2 separate regions of the Homo sapiens genome follow, and region 2 is linked to region 1. A link is a loop called in an ENCODE intact Hi-C map of the cell type or tissue named here. Cell type or tissue: endothelial cell of umbilical vein. All regions are shown on one strand. Links, peaks and the distances in the headings refer to the core of each region. The heading gives the core; the rest is flanking DNA. Region 1 has its middle 370 kb from the start of DDX10. Region 2 has its middle 320 kb from the start of DDX10.

The links. Hi-C counts contacts between places; a loop is a spot of excess contacts. Peaks named below come from ENCODE experiments on the same cell type or tissue, not always from the same donor. Only the 100,000 strongest peaks of a DNase experiment are listed, where the experiment ranks them.
Region 2: a loop joins it to region 1, with 4 times the contacts of the local background. A loop is called at or near these places in 1 of 110 quality-filtered maps.

The regions. Positions count from the first base shown.
Region 1 is chr11:109,035,232-109,040,614 of GRCh38, forward strand. No RefSeq gene overlaps it. Among named protein-coding and RNA genes, the nearest start is that of DDX10, 370 kb to the left of the region's middle. In endothelial cell of umbilical vein, for the core only: no CTCF peak of the experiment used is centred there; a DNase peak (open chromatin) is centred at 3,330; H3K27ac peaks cover 1,230 bases.
Region 2 is chr11:108,983,051-108,988,433 of GRCh38, forward strand. No RefSeq gene overlaps it. Among named protein-coding and RNA genes, the nearest start is that of DDX10, 320 kb to the left of the region's middle. In endothelial cell of umbilical vein, for the core only: no CTCF peak of the experiment used is centred there; DNase peaks (open chromatin) are centred at 2,251 and 3,151; H3K27ac peaks cover 1,637 bases.

The DNA of each region.
Region 1 (5,383 bases), core at 314-5,313:
CAGCAAAAAGCAACTTCTACTCTTGACTTCCTTGAAAAACTTTCCAGAGCTGTGATTTGGAATTACTTTTGTGAAAGATCTTAAGTTTAATATAGGTCAAACCCATCACATAACAATAATAGAATTCCTGGGAGAGTGTGCGTAAATGCTGTTTGGAAAAAAATCACATGATATTTTAATTGCACTGGAGAAGCAGGCAAGTTAAAGTAACCTTGAAAACCAATCTTTTGAAAGAGAAAACTCATGTTGCAATGCCATTTGTAATGCTAATAAGCTCTACCCTACATATCTGTTTAATATGTGATATGCTAAGTTGGGGTTTCTGGAAGTCCTTTGGTAGTCCTTGGCCCACACTGTGTTTCTATAATATGAATGGGTAGAAGGACATTAGGATACTTATTTTCCTATACCTTGGTGCATGGGATTCTGCCTAACAGCAGATGAAAGGCTGAAAATGTATCAGGAGCTATTGTAATGACTTCCAACATGATTCAGGAGGTACAGAAGAGCATGATGGAAAATTAACATTTGTGTGGAGAATGGAGAGTGCATATAGGTAAATTCTAATTAGTATTCACAGGGACTTTGTGATCCTATGGTCAGATAGTATGGAATGTCTCACACAGGTAGACTTCAAGTATTCATGGGCCTGTGATCATTGCATCTCTCTGTAAGTGAGCAAACTTTGTCCTATTTTAAGTGTATGAGTCTCTCCTCAGGTCTGATATCTATTCTCTGATCCTGCTGACCCTTTCCAAATTTTAGAACTTCATTAGTCTCCGAAGCCTATGCAGTGCAGGCCCTTGTAAGATTTTTATTTGTACTCATTTGCTGATAGAACTTGAACACCCTTCTCAGACTTTTTGACTATGATTCCTAAGCACATTCCAAATGTAGGAATTTTCAGAGAAAGGTGGATGTTTCTAGCATGACTTGTGCCTTTTTATTTGGGATTTTCTGGCATCCCAGGACCCTATTCCTTTGTTTTGGTTAATGGAGAACCAAATTCCTCCCTATTCTTCAAACAACCAAGCCCTTTCAGACCTCAGGGCATTTGTTCATGTTAAGCCTCTGCCTAGAATCCTCTCTACCCCAAACTTCACTGTCAACGGATAAAATGCTTTTGGTTCCAAATATCAGAAAACAAGTAAAGCTGGCTTACATAAAAAAGAGAAAATTTACTAAGAAAATGAGGAGACTCATAAATAACCTAAAAACAGGAATGTATCAGGAACAAGGATCTGGGAGGCAGGAGAGATTAGTTTGTATTTCCTATCTCTCATTTCTCCTTGGTTCTCATCTCTGCACATCCACTTCATTCTTTGCTCTTTGTAAATTGGCTTCTTTGCTCCCTGCTCACATGGTAGAAGACATGGACTCCCCACAGCTCCCGGGTTTATCAGCTATAGATTCAATTATCCAGAGGCTAAGCCTCTTTTTTGGGTTCTAATGTCAAATTCTCAAGGCACTCTGGTTTACTTCATGTCGACAGCCCGTTTCTGGACTGGTCAACCATGTTCAGGGGCCAGGTTCAAGCAGAAGAGATGAAACATATTGTTAATACAATGCCTATGGGCAAGACAGGCAGATTCCAGAGAACAGGGGTGGGGCAAGTCAAAGGATGTCTGCTATACCCCTTTTCCATGCCTGTGAAATGAAAATCTTTCCCTTCTTCCCTACCTCCCTCCCTCCTTCCTTCCTTCCCTCCCTCTTTCCCTCCCTCCTTCCCTCCCTCCTTCCCTCCTTCTCTCCTTCCTGCCTGTCTCAAGAAAAGTCCTAGTTGCTAGTAATACAGCTTAAAATAAATGAATAAACAAACAAACAAACAAACAAACAGAGATGGGGAGGCCAGGCGTGGTGGCTCATGCCTTGTAATCCCAGCACTTTGGGAGGCCAAGGCGGGTGTATCACCTGTGGTGAGGCGTTCAGGACCAGCCTGGCCAACATGGTGAAACCCTGTCTCTAGTAAAAATACAAAAAATTAGCCAGCTTGGTGGCAGATGCCTGTAATCCCAGCTACTTGGGAGGCTGAGGCAGGAGAATAGCTTGAACTCTAGAGGTGGAGGATGCAGTGAGATGAGATTGTGCCACTGCACTCCAGCCTGGCAACAAGAGTGAAACTCTGTCTCAAATAAGTAAATAAATAAATAAATAAATAAATAAATAAATAAAAATAGAGATAGTGTTTTGCTATGTTGGCCAGGTTGGTCTTGAACTCTTGGCCTTAAACAATTCTCCTGCCTCAGCTTCCCAAAGTGCTAGGATTAGAAGCTTGGGCCACTGTGCTCAGCCTAGAAATACAGCTCTGAACAAAACCTGATCCTACCACAGAGATCTTACAGATGAGCAGGAAACATAAGTATATGGAAAACTCTTACTTACCCTTTACTGCCTAGTTCAAATGTCACTCATTTGATAACTCTTCCCTGACCCTCTTTCTGTCCCCAGTTCTTACAAGTTGTTTGGTATTACCTTTTTTTTTCTTTATTTCCTGTGGTTCCATGTACTTACCTCTATTACAGTAATCATATTTCATTCCAGTTTTGTTTCCATGGTTCTGTCTCGGTAGCCTGTACATTCCCAGAGAGAAGAGATGGACTCTGAATTCAGAATAGTTGGTGCAAGGTAGGTGTTCCAGTGAAAGTCTGTTGATTGAAAGAGCTGCTCTTTAGGAAAGAGTGAGGTCAGAGGCCTCTGTTTCTTCCAGGGTGTAAGGCAGATGAGGGGGACCCTACACAGCTACATGTATCAACATAGATGGTTTGACAAGAAGACAGGGTTACCGTGGACACATGACCTATTCAGTATGATCCAAGTTGGAAGGATTAGCCTGCTGCCCACAAGAATGGTAATTGATGTATCTCTCAATAGTTCCAGTGGGAAATGCTTCATAGCTTATTTTTATTACACAAAAGACAGGTCAGACCATTCACCTGGTGGCTTTGTTGAATCTTCAGTTTTCCTCCCTAAAAAGGAGGATTAGGACTGAGGTATCTCCTTTCTGACTACTCCATTATTCATAATTTTCCTTCCCCATCAAGCCCCTCTCTCTGACAAGCTCCAACTGATAGAATCAAGGTTCTTAGCTTATTGAAGGGGAAAATAAGTAAAGTAAAATTCACACAAAGCACTCTTTGAGTGAGTCACAGAACAATTAACAGTACCCAAGTTTGATTTAAATGATAATTTTGTTTTAAATCAGAAGGTTTCTTAAAGTATTTAGCTAGGACTTGTTATGCTTGTCAGAAATGACTCACGGGCCTTTTGGATTTTTGAGTGAATGCCATTGTTAGTTTTCAGTGTTCAACAATGCATAATTGGCACCCCAAAGCCCCATGTTTTTCCTTTTTCCCCTGAGCCAGTTGTGAGCAGTGGGAGGCAGGCCTGTGCTTCTGTTCTCCTGACGTGTCTGCTGTGATGCTGGGTAATTGCCATTATTGCTGGATTGCTCTCTGAGGTACTGGTTGCCAAGGATGTTTGGTGGGGAAGCTTCCACTACATCTGCTTTGGGCATTCTTCTCTGGGTTTTCTTCTTATTCCACATTTTGAGGAGAAAATCAGTGGAAATTTTGCTCTGAATAATTCCCTCCTGCCCTCCCTTTTTGCGGGAAGGTTGATTAAAACAATGACCATGTTAGTTAGCACAAGATTTTCTCTAATCAAGATGTTGTTAGAGGCTGGGCGCGGTGGCTCACACCTGTAATTCCAGCACTTTTGGAGGCCATGGCAGGCAGATCACTTGAGGCCAGGAGTTAGTAACTAGCCTGGCCAACATGGCAAAACCCCATCTGTACTAAAAATACAAAAAAAATTAGCCAGGCGTGGTGGTGCATGCCTGAAATCCCAGCTACTCAGGAGGCTGAGGTGCGAGAATTGCTTGAACCTGGTTTGAAACTGGGATGCAGAGGTTGCAGTGAGCTGAGCGACACTGTACTCCAACCTAGGCTACAGAGCAAGTCTCTGTTTCCAAAAAAAAAAATGCCGTTAGTTCCCTTCTCTGTAAAATGAGGATAATAATGGAACATACTTCACTGGGTTGTTGTAAGGAATAAATGACAAAACACATTGTGTAAAGCATGCATGCTCCACTATCTTGATGTAGAGAAAGACAGAGGAGTCAGGATTCATCCTTCTCCACCTGCCAACTCTCCTGCCACATCCTCCATGGGACTCATAGTCCTGTAAGAAGCCACCTGCCATGGCTGGGGCCACCACTGCTGACCAGTCTCCCATGCTCCAGACTCAAGGTGATCTTATCCCAAATTCAATATCCAAAAAGAAATGGATGACCTTCATATGTATGTGTTTTTAGTCTATTCCCAATGAGCTTTTGCTTCCATTTATCTCTTACTTGAAGTGATCTTTCGTGTTAAACAGTGAGCAATTGCTGAAAAATAAGAGTTAAGAAATCTGGATTCTAATTAACTTTATCACTAATTGTTATGTAAGGTGAGTCACTATTTTTTGGGTAATTGTTATGTAACTGTGAGTCACTTTTTTTTTGGGTAAACAAGGGTGAGAAGATTAATGAAGGCTGTCAAGACCAGTGGAAGAACAAAAGTGAGTTTCCATAACGATACCTTACACATCCAATGTTTTCCTTCCTTTGATTGCATTAAGCCTCGCAAAGGTAGAACAGTTATTTCTCTCTTGCTGTGTGAGATAACTAAGGCACAGAAGAATAGAGTCATTTTCCCATGGCTTGGCTTTGACCTTCCTTCCCCATGCTCCAGTCTTCTGACAGAGTCCTCCTTGCTGTTTAATGTAATAATTGTTTTCTTATGTCTTTCTCCAACCAGAATGAGATCTTCTTGGAGGTAAAATCCCATCTTGTTCATTTTTGTGTTTCTAGTGCCCATTTCAAGGGCACATATTACATGGCCAATAATGTTTGTAGAATGAATGAATGAATGAATGGAAAGAGAGCGAAGACCAAAGACTTGATCCTTAAAAGTTCTCAGGCAACTTTTCTTTATTCCTTTTACACTGTTTCCCACCTCACAGTGACCATAACGTTATTAGCTGAAAAGGAGAAATGGCAAGCTTCAAGGATATACATGGGAAGTGCTAAACCAAGAATATAAATTTTTTTCATTCAGTTTTTTGAAAATGAGAAACATCCAATCTGACATTAATCAGTCACCATAGATGTGCTGTGTGTTGGGCAGTGAGCTTAGTGTTGCAGGCTTGCTGTCTGGCTTGGGAGATCGGAAGAATGTGTGTGAACACATCGCTCAGGGTCAACAGTGAGCACTGACGGTTGTAAGAGCTAGGGGTGGCCACAGGAGGGAGTCTAGTTGGGGATGACCTCATGGAAGAGGCTGAATTGGGCTTGGGCCTCAAAGGGTCAGAGGGAAGTTGCTAGAAAGTGATAATGCAGGCC
Region 2 (5,383 bases), core at 128-5,127, 52 kb before region 1:
CTCTTTGGGGCCAGTGATGGTCCAGTAGAGGGGCACAAGAGGAAAGATGATTAGAAGGTGAAATAGAGAGGATACATTGGTCACTGTGCAGGTAAGGCAGGTTGGGGGGAAAGGGGGAGTCATGGGTGTTGCCAGGTTTTTGCCTTGGGCCACTGGGTAGGCAGCATACACAGGAAAGGACCAGCCTTAAGGGCAAATATAAAGGAAGCTGGCATCCATGTGTGCTTCCCATATACCACCCTTTCTTGAGATGTTACACAACTTCCTGTAGGCTTTTCTGGACCACATTATCAGGGAAGAGTTTGCAGTGGCCCTCAGGACCCTTTACTGAATTTTAACCAATTGTAACATAAAAGCTAAAAGATGGATTGGTTCATGTTTTTCATCACACAATGTGTCTGTGTTTCATGAAGCTCATTTATGGCAACGTGTACCTTTGCTGGCTGCCATGAGTGTTTTTCTTCTGTGAATATTGTTTCTTTACATATTTATATTTATCACATTTAATCACACATACAAGGCATTCTCCAAAATAGTTTCTTAAAAGGCAACTTAGAGACATATTTGGAAATGAAATTGAGAGGCAATTTTTTTTTTTTTAGCTTTTGCTTTTTATGTAACGGGACTAATTTTTCTCGAGCCTTGATTGTCTCAGCCACTGGTTCCCATACACAACTGCTCATCAAGATCACCTGGGAAGCTTTTAATAGACACAGTTTCTTGCCATGACACCCTCTCCCAGGGGGTTCTGATTCACTGGGGATGTGGCCTCTGCAATTTAAGTTCGTCAGAAAATTCCGATGAGCAGGCAGGTTTGGGAATCACTCATCCGAGCCACAGTCTCCAGATTTATAACCCTAGCTTTGGATGCATCAGCATTTTATTTTCTTTGAAGAATACATGGGCATTTTAGGGTAGAAGTAAATGGTGTTTATTAACAAAAACTAATATTAAATTACTGCATACTTGCTATTGGGATAGGTTCTTTTTAAATAATTATCTTACTTAATGTTATCCTCACTGATAAGTTATAGAGCATCTTCATGTTCCAAAGCCAAGAAAATGGAAACTAAAAGAGGCTGAAGAAATCTTTGAATGACTAGTTCAGGTGATCAAGTGGAGGAATGTAGTTAGAACTGAAATATTTCTGACTCTAAAAGGAAGCCTGTCTCTGAGCCACTACCCTGGGTTGCCAGTTTGTGGGATTAGTGATGCTTCCAGAATTTCTCAGTTGCTTTTTGCCCTTTGGAGAAAAGATGCCTTCCTCTGTTATGAGTGGGAGGGCAGTAAGTCAAGGCAAACACATCCTACAATTGCTGAGCGCTCTAGTGAAGAAAAATGTTGTTATTTCCCTGCCAAAAGAACTAGAGAGAAGAAGATCCTTGTTAGGAAAGACAAAAGCAGAGAACAAAAGCAAAACACAGAATGATGCTTTCCTCCTAGACACTTGAACCCACTAAGATCTTTTATTCTTATCTTTTTATCAGAGTCAGGATTGATTTAAGTTTATTAATGATAAATAACATCTTTTATTGCACAGTTAATGTATCCAGTGAAACTATACCCATATGATGCTTCTGTTTGCATTGTCATAAATCAATGAGAGACTGTTAATAGTAGCACTGGCTTAATCACTCTGATGCCTCTTGTTGCTAATGGGGATTGTAAAAATAGAGGTGTGAAGCAATGTGTTTTCTGAAACTTGTCAGGCTTGAATGGAGCAGAAGCATGGGCCTGGAAAGCAAGACCCATAACAGCCTTTGGGATGAGGATGTGATGATAACAGCTTCCATCACTTTGCTTTTGCATGGCTGTTTATGAAGCATTTTCCTTTAACCTTCCAAGAGTCCTGGAAGGCAGGAGTTTTGTCCTCCACCCTACAGGTGAGGAGACCTAGGCAGACTCCTGGTCCAGAGCTTTCTCCTCACTCTGGGCCCAGACGGACCTGTGCCACTTACATTTGTTCTTTGGAGCCCACTGATGCTTCCCAAAGACTTCTGGAGCCTGCAGTTTTTCAAAGGGCCAGATGCAAAATGAGGTAGGCTGAGATTCCAGGGCAGCTGCAGGCTGCACAAACATACTTCAAGCATTGGTTAAAAGGAAACGGAGAAGCAGAATGGTCATTAAGCACCTCAGAGGGGAATTTGCCATAAATTCTCAGCCTTTTCAATAGCTTGGCTTTATTAGGGCATGAGCCAGTGATATTTTTCTTCATTTCCTAACTTAGTGCTCACACAAGGATTATTACTTTGTAATATTTAGTTTTCTTGGCATTGTAGCTGAATTAAATGAAGACCAAGTGAGAGCTGGAAGGAAAGAACTCCTCCCCTCTGATCTACCTTCTCAGCCCAGTTTCCTGTTTTTAATTAACACAGTGGCGAACGTAAGAACTGACCCACATGCTGTGGGCCTTCATAGAACCAGGACAGGCCTTGCAGAAATGAAGAAAAATATCATTTAAAGTGTTTCTTAAATTGGATTGCTCCTTTTTTTTTTTTTTTTTTCTAGCAGGCCTGTGTGCCAGGCACCCATGTGATTTTCTTGTTAGAAATAGGCTGAGTGGGGGAGGAGAGACATGCAGAATATTTTTTTTTCTTTTTGTGTGTGTGTGTGTGTTTTATTAACTCTGGAGTGCGTTAATTTCATCACACTCCCAATTCCAATTTATCTGCATCTCTGAGACTAACTGGCAGCTGGAGCTGTGAGTGCTGGGACCAGGTGGGGCTAGAGGCTCTGTAGAATTTAGACAGGAATTTTACATCAGAACTAGACACAGATTTAGTAAGAGTGTGGGGACAACCATTGGAGTTCTATGGAAATTGGCAAGCAGTTGATCCTGCAAATGGCTTGGCCCAGAGAAATCTCAGTACCCCAGGAAGAAGGATGACATCATTCTTGTGGACACTTCTGGTTCCCCTGGTGCCTAAGAGGCCAATAAAGAGCTGAGCACTGGTCCAGCAGCCTCTCTCTTTGAGGGTCCTGGGGTGCCGGGCACTTTCCTCCTGCAGCCTTGGCAGGACCTGCAACCTGCCTGCTTTTGTATTACCAGCCCTTGGAGAAAGAGACTCTGTCCTGTTTGCCATCAACCAGACCTGATCCCACTGAGCCAACAGAGAAAAAGAACATGCATCTGAAAGATCCTACCAGCTGGAGAAAGATGAGTCACAACCAACAGAACACAATCTCAGCAAAACAGAGCTGTTGGAGGAAATGAGTAAAAAAGCAATAAGAAAACCTAAAGAAATTTAAGTGCATTTCAAAAGGACTTTCTAAAGGAAAGAAAAGTCGTCACCAATTTAGTAGATGTAACTGAAGGAGTTAATGGTCACTGTTGAGGGCCACCCATGTTGGTGGCTTAGAGGATCAAAGCACAGAGCAAAATCCGATGGAAATCATGAGAAAAAAGCAGATAAAATCATGAGAAAAAATGAGAGAGAGACTGGGAGAATGGAACCAGGGGACAACTTGGAATGAATAGGATTTACAATAGGATACAAAGGAACAGTTAAAGAAGAGGCAATAATTAAATATATAAGAAAAATTTCTGAAAAGACTTGAGTCTATATATGGAAGGGTCTAGCCAAGTTCCAGGTCAGGTTGATGAAAAAAGTGAGACCCAACATACTCTACTAAAAATTCCTGAACTCTAAATACCACAAGAAAATCCTGTAAGTTTTTAGACAGGAAGAACAGATTACTTATAAGGGAATAAGAGGAAGATTAGCATCAGACTTCTCATCTGGAAGCTAGAAGATACTGGAGTGAAAACTATAGCAACTACACAACCTAAGAATCCAATGTCCAGCCAAGATATTCCCCCATCAAGGCCAAAAAAAAAAAAAAAAAAAAAAAACCCAAAAAAACAAAAACAAACAAATGAAAAAACCAAACAAACAAACTACCATGATTTGAAGACATGCAATCCTCTAGCGTATATTTCACTCCCATTCACTATCTCAGCAAAATACTTGAAAAAGACTCAAAACAAATAGCAAATGAACTAGACTGGGAAGAAAATGAAGTGGAGAGGAAACAGTATTGAGCAAAGAACCTTGCTCTCTGTAGATCCTGAACCAGTAAGCAGTCTGCATCCCTGGAGCTGGAAGTGTAGGAGCAGAGAGGAGACCAAGACTTGGAGAAAGAATTTCCAATGAAAATAGGCCGCAAAACTAAACAGGTTCTTAACTCAGATTTATCTAATAGTTAAAGAAAGATAGTTGCAATGTTAAATAAACTTTTCTATATCGTGAAAAAATGAAGAAGATGTTAATTCACTTTATAATAGAGTCCATCTTATTTTAATACTCAGCTCTAATAAAGTATAATTGAAAATTTAAAAACTATAAATCAATCTAACTTAAGAGTACTGATGCAAAAAATAAAATAAACAGCAGATAGAATCTAGTGGAGTTTTAAAAGAATACTGTACTGTGATCTAATAAGATTTATTTTAGAAATGCAAGAAAAGATGGATATAAATATCTGTATCAGTATAACTCTAACGAACAAATGGAAAGAGATTAAAAGAGCTAACTGAAACAGAAAAATTACAAAATTACATTAGTAGATTTTGGAAAGGCATTTTATAAAATTCTTATAAAAGACAGTTAAGTAATACAGGAATAGAAGTAAACAACCTAAATATAATAAAGATCAGTCATGATACCTACCAGCAAGTATTACCTTAAGTGACAAAACACTACATCTATTTCTGTCAAAATCAGGCACTGAAAAGGAATATTCTCATCATCATTATACAACATTGTGTTGGAGTGGTAGTGAATGAAATAAGTCAAGAAAAGAAGTATGCATTTTTTTTAACCTTTCAAAGTCCCCAAGACTCTACTTTTAGATATTAAAAAAGGCTACTCAAGTTAGTAAAATAATTTTGTAAGGTAGCTGGAATAAGATTCATATACAAATACTAAAACTTGTCTTTTTTAGTAAGTAAGAAGTCAGAAATGGAAAAAACTCATTTATAACTTTAAGTACTAAATGAATATATTAAGAAAGACACAGACTTAAATGAGGAAAGCTATACAACCTTATTGAGGGACACACAACAATATCTAAACATTTGGAAAGACTTTCTTTTTCCAAAGGAAAACATTTAGTACAAAAGTAATTTCTTCAAAAATTTATGTACAAACTTTAGGTAATTTCTGTCAACATCCCAACAGAGTTATTATCCTGGAAATTAAACAATCTTGCAGTGTATATGGAGGAAGGATTTTTTAAATTTTTTAATTTTCAGTATTTTTAATTGACACATAATTACACATATTTTTCAGGTAGAGTGTAATATTTCCATACATGTATGTATATAATGTGTGATGCTCAAATCAGGGTAATTAGTATATCCATCACCTCAAACATTTATCAT